Linked DNA regions of Homo sapiens: regions 1 and 2 are each linked to region 3. Evidence: read pairs that join two places in POLR2A ChIA-PET (ENCODE). Cell type or tissue: Panc1. All regions are shown on one strand.

Evidence for each region. Peaks named below come from ENCODE experiments on the same cell type or tissue, not always from the same donor. Only the 100,000 strongest peaks of a DNase experiment are listed, where the experiment ranks them.
Region 1: POLR2A ChIA-PET joins it to region 3 with 21 read pairs; 4 of 35 experiments call an interaction of 5 or more read pairs at or near these places.
Region 2: POLR2A ChIA-PET joins it to region 3 with 11 read pairs; 6 of 35 experiments call an interaction of 5 or more read pairs at or near these places.

The regions. Positions count from the first base shown.
Region 1 is chr17:63,087,657-63,090,156 of GRCh38, forward strand. The region is part of intron 3 of TANC2 (tetratricopeptide repeat, ankyrin repeat and coiled-coil containing 2); the gene reads left to right. It also overlaps the pseudogene LOC100419888. Among named protein-coding and RNA genes, the nearest start is that of TANC2, 120 kb to the left of the region's middle. In Panc1, no CTCF peak of the experiment used is centred here; no DNase peak of the experiment used is centred here; H3K27ac peaks cover 719 bases.
Region 2 is chr17:63,227,461-63,229,960 of GRCh38, forward strand. All of the region lies in intron 7 of TANC2 (tetratricopeptide repeat, ankyrin repeat and coiled-coil containing 2), which reads left to right. Among named protein-coding and RNA genes, the nearest start is that of CYB561, 220 kb to the right of the region's middle. In Panc1, no CTCF peak of the experiment used is centred here; no DNase peak of the experiment used is centred here.
Region 3 is chr17:63,173,747-63,176,246 of GRCh38, forward strand. All of the region lies in intron 5 of TANC2 (tetratricopeptide repeat, ankyrin repeat and coiled-coil containing 2), which reads left to right. Among named protein-coding and RNA genes, the nearest start is that of TANC2, 210 kb to the left of the region's middle. In Panc1, no CTCF peak of the experiment used is centred here; no DNase peak of the experiment used is centred here; H3K27ac peaks cover 620 bases.

The DNA of each region.
Region 1 (2,500 bases), 86 kb before region 3:
TCATAGTGCTCCAGGAGATAAAACTCACAAAAGATTGGGGCCCCTCTGAAACTGGGTCCCCTCAGAATTTTGATTTCTCAGGCTTGTCTGCCTGAGCCTCCAATAATTCATCAACTACAGTTCAGGTTTTCCTACTTCTGTATTGGTTCCCACTGAGGTTGCTGCTTGTGCGTTTCTGCATTCTCTATAGTCACCTGTCTCTCTCCAACTTTGGCACAGCAGTTTACATTGTGACTTCCCTTCTCTAAAGAATGTAAGAAGAGTTGTTGATTTTTCAACGTGTTTAGTTTTTTACATGTTAGATGAAGTGAAAACTTCTAAGCTCCTTACATGCCAGATGGGAAACTAGAATTAAGCTCTATGCATTCTTTCCAGGGTTTATAGTTGTATTCAATGAGAGAGACGAGGTAGGGTATGCGTACTCCATCTTTCCTGGAATTGGAACCTAATTAAATTTTTCAAATATATGTCCTTACTGATTTTTTTAAACAGTCATATGATTTGTTTCCTTGTATTAATTCTCTTGTGTAGAACAAGAGAAAATTTTTGGCTAAAGGCCTTCCTATGTGGTATATAGTCATAAGGTTTCTTTCCAGTGTGACTTTTCATATCTTTAAAGGCAAGAAGGACTGTTGAAGCTTTTCTAACATATTCATTACATATATGATTTCTCTCCTTTATATGTCCTCACCTTTTTCCATAGGCATAGGTTGAATAACTTCTGAAAACCTTCCCAGTCATTGCATTTATAGCCTTTCTTCCCAGAATGTGTCTAAACATGTTCAGTAATATTAAAGTTCCTGCTCAAGACTTTCCTGAATTCACCGCATTCGTTGTGTTTCTCTCATGTGTGTATAGCCATTGTAAGGTGAAAGTTTCTGCTTTTTCCCAGTCAGTGCTGTTGTCGAGTTTTCTCCAACATGGATATCTGCTCCAGTGCACAGTAAAATCAGCGCTCCTACTAAAGGTTCCCACAGTCTTTGTGTTGAGTTTTTGCCCAGTGTATATTCTCTTGTGCACTATAAAGCAAGAGCTGTTTTTGAAGAAATTTACACACTGATTACAGTCATAAAGTTTGTCTTTGGTGTGAGATCTCATGTAAGTTTTGGAGGTGACTGTAGATCAAATACTGTCCTGCTCTAAAATTGTTCAAAGGGTTTCTTTTCATTTTGAATTCTCCCATGTCTCTGAAGGGAATAACGGTTACCGAAGGCTTTTGTAGAGTCTTTACACTCATGGTTTGTCTCTTGTCTATGATTTCTGTCTCCTGCAGAATAACATTAGCACTCCTTTTGAAGGCTTTTCCATATAGATTTCATTCATAGAATTTATTTCACTAGGAGTCCTCTCTGTTTGCATCTCACTGATGCAGACATACTATTGAAAAGCTGAAAGTTGTTCATTTTCTCATGTCTGCTATTACTACTGTTCAAGTCTGCACTGGAGATTCTAGTCAGGGCATTAAAGCCTCTGCAAGTAAAGATGTACCTCCTGTGCTGAGATTGTGAGACGAAAACACCGAAAGAAGACCCTGGGACAGAGCATTCCAGGCAGATGGAAGGGCCAGAGCTGAGTCTCCACAGAAGACTGGAGGCCTGAGTCAGCTTTGCCCCTCTGCCCAGCTAGGGGCTACCCTAATACCCATGTCTCAATCAGTCTGAGTTACGTGATATACAAACGAGAGAAAGTCCCTACTGTTAAGATACTTTCATTCTGGAGGAGTGAGAGAAATAAAAGAAGAAAGTCATATCAGGTAATGATAAGTGCTGTGTGAATTGAGGGGGAAAGTGGGAAGGGATGAAGTCAGAGAAGTTGGAAGGGGAGGAGGTAAGACAATTAAGTAGGTGGGTGCCAGATCATGTAGAGCTTTGTAGACCGTGGTAAGGATTTGGGTTCTAATTTTCTTCTGTTGCTGATTGACTGTATGATCTTTAATTAGTTATTAAACTTTCTCTGCTTAATTTTTTTTAATATTTAATAGTATGTGAATGTGTGAGATAATTGCAGTCTCAGAGTGGTATAAATCTTTGCATGAAAGAACATTAGGAATAATTTAGGCCAAACCCCATTGTTTCAGACATACATGAAAGACCTTTGAGAAATTATGCATTGTTATTGTGTGTATTATGTTTAACATGCCTACAGTCGTTTTAGGGACCAGACTACCACCTGTGCTGTTATTTTAAAAGTGTACTTTGGAGATAAAATATCCAATTAGAAAAGTTCACAAATCATAAGTGTACAGTGAGTATGTTATTACAAATTAGGTTTTTTAAAAGTCAGGTTTATTTAATTTATATAAGTAAAATTTGCCATTTTAAGTGTACATACCATGAATTTTTAAAACATATATAGTCATGTTAAATACCACTAAATCAAATATAGCTTATTTCCATAAAAAGTTCCCTCATGCCCCCTTGTAATTAGTTGTCTCCCTCAACCTAATCCCTAGCAACGACTTAAGTGTTTTCTAATACTATAGTATTTCCCAGAATATTCT
Region 2 (2,500 bases), 54 kb after region 3:
TTTTTTGTAAATTTGCTTAAGTTCCTTGTAGATTCTGGACATTAGATCTTTTTTCAGATGGATAGATTACAAAAACTTTCTCCCATTCTATAGGTTGTCAGTTCACTCTGATGATAGTTTCTTTCGCTGTGCAAAAGCTCTTTAGTTTAATTAGATGCCATTTGTTAATTTTGGCTTTTATTGCAATTGCTTTTGATGTTTTCATCATGAAATCTTTACCCATGCCTATGTCTTGAATGGTATTGCCTAGATTTTATTCTAGGGTTTTTATTGTTTTGGGTTTTACATTTAAGTCTTTAATTCATCTTGTTAATTTTTGTATAAGGTATAAGGAAGGGGTCCAGTTTTAGTTTTCTGCATATGGCTAGCCAATTCTCCCAGCACCATTTATTTATTTATTTTTCATTTATTTATTTTTTTTGAGACAGAGTTTTGTTCTGTCACCCAGGCCGGAGTGCAGTGCTGCAATCTCGGCTCACGGCAACCTCCGCCTCCTGGATTCAAGCGATGCTCCTGCCTCAGCCTTCCAGGTAGCTGGGATTACAAGTGTGCACCACCATGCCCAGCTAATTTTTGTATTTTTAGTAGAGACGGGTTTCACTGTGTTGGCCAGGCTGGTCTCAAACTCCTGACCTCAAGTGATCCTCCTGCCTCAGCCTCCCAAAGTGCTAGGATTACAGGTGTGAGCCACCATGCCCAGCCCCAGCACCATTTATTAAGTAGGAAAGCCTTTCCCCATTACTTGTTTTTGTTAGGTTTGTCAAAAATCAGATGATTGTAGATGTGTGGTCTTCATTTGTGAGATCTCTATTCTGTTCCATGGTCTATGTGTCTGTTTTTGTACTAGTACCATGCTGTTTTGGTTACTGTAGCCGTCTACTATAGTTTGAAGTCAGGTAGCATGATGCCTCCAGCTTTGTTCCTTTTGCTTAGGATTGCCTTGGCTATACGGGCTCTTTGTTGGTTCCATATGAATTTTAAAGTAGTTTTTTCTAATTCTTTGAAGAATGTCAGTGATAGTTTAATGGGAATGGGTTTGAATCTATAAATTACTTTGGGCAGTATGGCTATTTTCACAATGTTGATTCTTCCTATCCATGAGCATGGAATGTTTTTCCATTTGTTTGTGTCTTCTCTCATTTCCTTGAGCAGTGGTTTGTAGTTCTCCTTGAAGAGGTCCTTCACTCCTCTTGTTAGCGGTGTTCCTAGGTATTTTATTCTCTTTGTAGCAATTTTGAATGGGAGTTTATTCATGATTTGGCTCTCTGCTTGTCTGTTGTTAGTGTGTAGGACTGCTTGTGATTTTTGCACATTGATTTTATATCCTGAGACCTTGCTGAAGTTGTTTATCAGCTTAAGAAGCTTTGGGGCTGAGATAATGGGATTTTCTAGATATAGGATCATGTCATTTGCACACAGACAGTTTGACTTCCTCTCTTCCTATTTGAATATGCTTTATTTCTTTCTCTTGCCTGATTGCCCTGGCCAGAGCTTCCAATACTATGTTGAATAGGAGTAGTGAGAGAGGGCATCCTTGTCTTGTGCCGGTTTTCAAGGAAAATGCTTCCAGCTCTTCCCCATTCATTATGATATTGGCCATGGGTTTGCATAAATGGTTCTTACTATTTTGAGATATGTTCCATCAATAGCTAGTTTATCGAGAGTTTTCTACATGAAGGGATGTTGAATTTTATGGAAGGCCTTTTCTACGTCTATTGAAATGATCATGTGGTTTTTGTCTTTCCTTCTCTTTGTGTGATGAATTACGTTTATGGATTTGTGTATGTTGAACCAGCCTTGCACCCCAGGGATGAAGCCAACTTGATCGTAGCTAAGTTTTTTGATGTGCTGCTGGATTGGTTTGCCAGTATTTTTTGAGGATTTTTCCGTCAATATGCATCAGGGATATTGGGCTGAAGTTTTCTTTTTTGTTGTATCCCTGCCAGGTTGTGGTATCAGAATGATGCTGGCCTCATAAAATGAGTTAGGGAGGAGTCCCTTCTTTTCAGTTGTTTGGAATAGTTTCAGAACAAACAGTACCAGCAACTCTTTATACCTCTGATAGAATTCAGCTATAAATCCGTCTGGTCCTGGGTTTTTTTTTTTTTTTTGGTTGGTAGGCTATTTATTACTATAGGCTATTTATTACTGCCTCAATTTCAGAACTTGTTATTGGTCTATTCAGGGATTCAACATCTTCCTGGTTCAGTCTTGGGAGGGTGTATGTGTCCAGGAATTTATCCATTTTTTCTAGATTTTCTAGTTTATTTGCATAGAGGTCTTTATAGTATTCTCTAATGATTGTTTGTATTTTTTTTTTTTTTTTTGAGAAAGAATCTCACTCTGTTGCCCAGGCTGGAGTGTATTGGTGTGATCTCAGCTCACTACAACCTCTGCCCTCTGGGTTGAAGTGATTTTCATGTCTCAGCCTCAAGCGATTTTCATGCCTCAGCCTCCTGAGTAGCTGGGATTACAGGTGTGTCCCACCATGCCCAGCTAA
Region 3 (2,500 bases):
CACATAATTACACTGTTCTAAGAATATGTATGACTTCCATGCTTGAACATACATACACAAAATAAATTTTTTAATAATAATCAGACTTATTCATATAAAAAAATTAAGTGATGTAACTGGCTTCCTTATGCTTTATGAGAACAATAGCATAGCACCGATGGTAGTAAAAATGACAAGAACACTATTTCACCTGGAACAATAGCTACTATAATTCCACTCTACAAGTTCTTTCTTTTACTGGCCTGGGTTGTTAACACCTTCACCTTAGCATCCTCCCCTACAGCCACTTGTGCCATTCTCTTTTGTTGGTACCTTATGAACTTCATGACAGCTGCCATGCTGTCACTGCCAGTGACGAAGGCAGATTTTTGACATGACTTTGGCATCTATTAATGTCTTAGTGATGCATAATTTTCCACATTAATTGATTTGACTTAGTCATCTCTTGGCAGTAAAGCTATGCAGGGTGAGGTAAAGCCCTTTTCTGGTATACTCTTTCAATTCTTTACAGTACTTCTAGTTTTACAGCTCTTTTGTTACCCTCATTTTCTTACAGCCTTATACTACCTCCACTCCACCTACCTTTATCCCCACTTGGAGAAACTTGAAATCTGTTTCCTGGAATTAAGTTGGAAAACACAAAGTTTCAAAGTGTTGCCCCCCCAAATTGTTGCTCCTACGAACATTAAAGAAAGTTTCTGTATACATTTAGGGACATGCTTGAAGAATTGAGAATGTAATCTTTGTCCATCTCCGTTTCTGGTTTAAGAAACCTGATGCTAGAGCTAATTAATTCCTTAGCATATCATCATTATTTCTACCAAATTTGGTGTAAATAAAGCCCCTGGTAACCTGCTTTGATATGTCAGTATTCCAGAGTAAATGCGGAGATTCCCCTCTCCTACTCTAACTACTTTTACATTACATAAATATGTTTGTATGTTAGCAGAGCAATATATAAACACAAATACCTGTAATATAGATTTCTATAATTGCATTTATATAAATGTAATTACATATATAAATGTGTTCAGAAGAGAAGGTCAGTGAGGTCACTATATAAAAATGAATGGTATTGCTATATTCTAGCAAAGAACCATTGGAAAATTAAATCCAAAAACAATTTAATTTACAACAGCATCCAATATCATAAAATTATCAGAGATAAATTTAGCAAAATTTGATCAAGACTTGTACACTAAAAATTATAAATAAACATTGTTAAGACCAATTAAAGACAACCAACAGATTTCTCATGTTTATGGATTATAAGATCCAATATTGGTAAAATAGCAATTTCCCCAAATTGAGTGAACATAATCCAAAGAAAAAAACTATTTGTAGACATTTGCAAACTAATACGAACATGCAAATGACCTAGAATACCCAAAGCAATTTTTCAAAAGGATAACGAAGTTTAAAGCAATTTTACAAAAGAATAATAAAGTTAAAGGACTTATTTTTAAATAAAAATGTTAGGGAAATTAAGTGGAGAAATGGACATTGACCCTTACCTCATACCATACACAAAAGTTAAGATTTAGCTGAGGCTGAAGGATTGCTTAAACCTAGGAGTTTGTGACCAGCCCTGGCAACCTAGCAAGATCCGGTCTCTAGAAAAAATTTAAGAATTAGCCAGGTGCAGTGCTGTGTGCCTGTAGTCTCAGCTATTCAAGAGGCTAAGGCAAGAGGATTGCTGGAGCCCAGTAGTTTGAGGCTGCAGTGAGCTATGTTGGTGCCACTGCACTCTTACCTGGGCGACGGAGTGAGACCCTGTCTCCCCCGCCAAAAAAAAAAAAAAAAAAAAAAGATTTAGACCTAAATGTAAGAGCTAGGACTGAATCTTTGCAACCTTGGGGCAAGCAAAGATTTCTTGGATAGGACATGAGAAATGTGAGTCATAAAAGAAAAATGTGCAAAATTGGACTTTACCTAAATTTAAAAGTTTTGTTCTTCAAAATACAGTGTTTAGAAAATGGAAAGTGGAGCCATAAAATAGGAGAAAATATCAGTGTACATATACCTGACACCCTTGATCCAAAATAAATAAACCCTTACTACTAATTAACAAGAAGACAACTGAATTTTTTTTGGCTTGAAACAACCACCATTTTATTATGACAACTGAAGTTTTAAAATGGATGAAATATTTGAACAGTTGTTCACAAAAGAAGATGTAAGAGTGGTCACTAAACACGTGAAAAGATGTTCAACACCATTATCAGGAGAACTGCAAATTAAAACCAGAATGAGATACCACTGTGTATTTATTAGTATAACTAAAATTAAAAAGGCTCTCACTGCCAAGTGTTGGCGAGAATATGGAGGAACAGGAACTCTCATGCACAGCCTGGGAGAGTATAAAGTCACCAGTCACTTTGGAAACTGGCAATTTCTTATGAAGCTAAAATTATAAACTTTATAACTCAGCCATTACACACCTATGTGTTTTCCAAAGAGAAATTAAAATATATGTCCACTTAAAGACTTTACATGGACA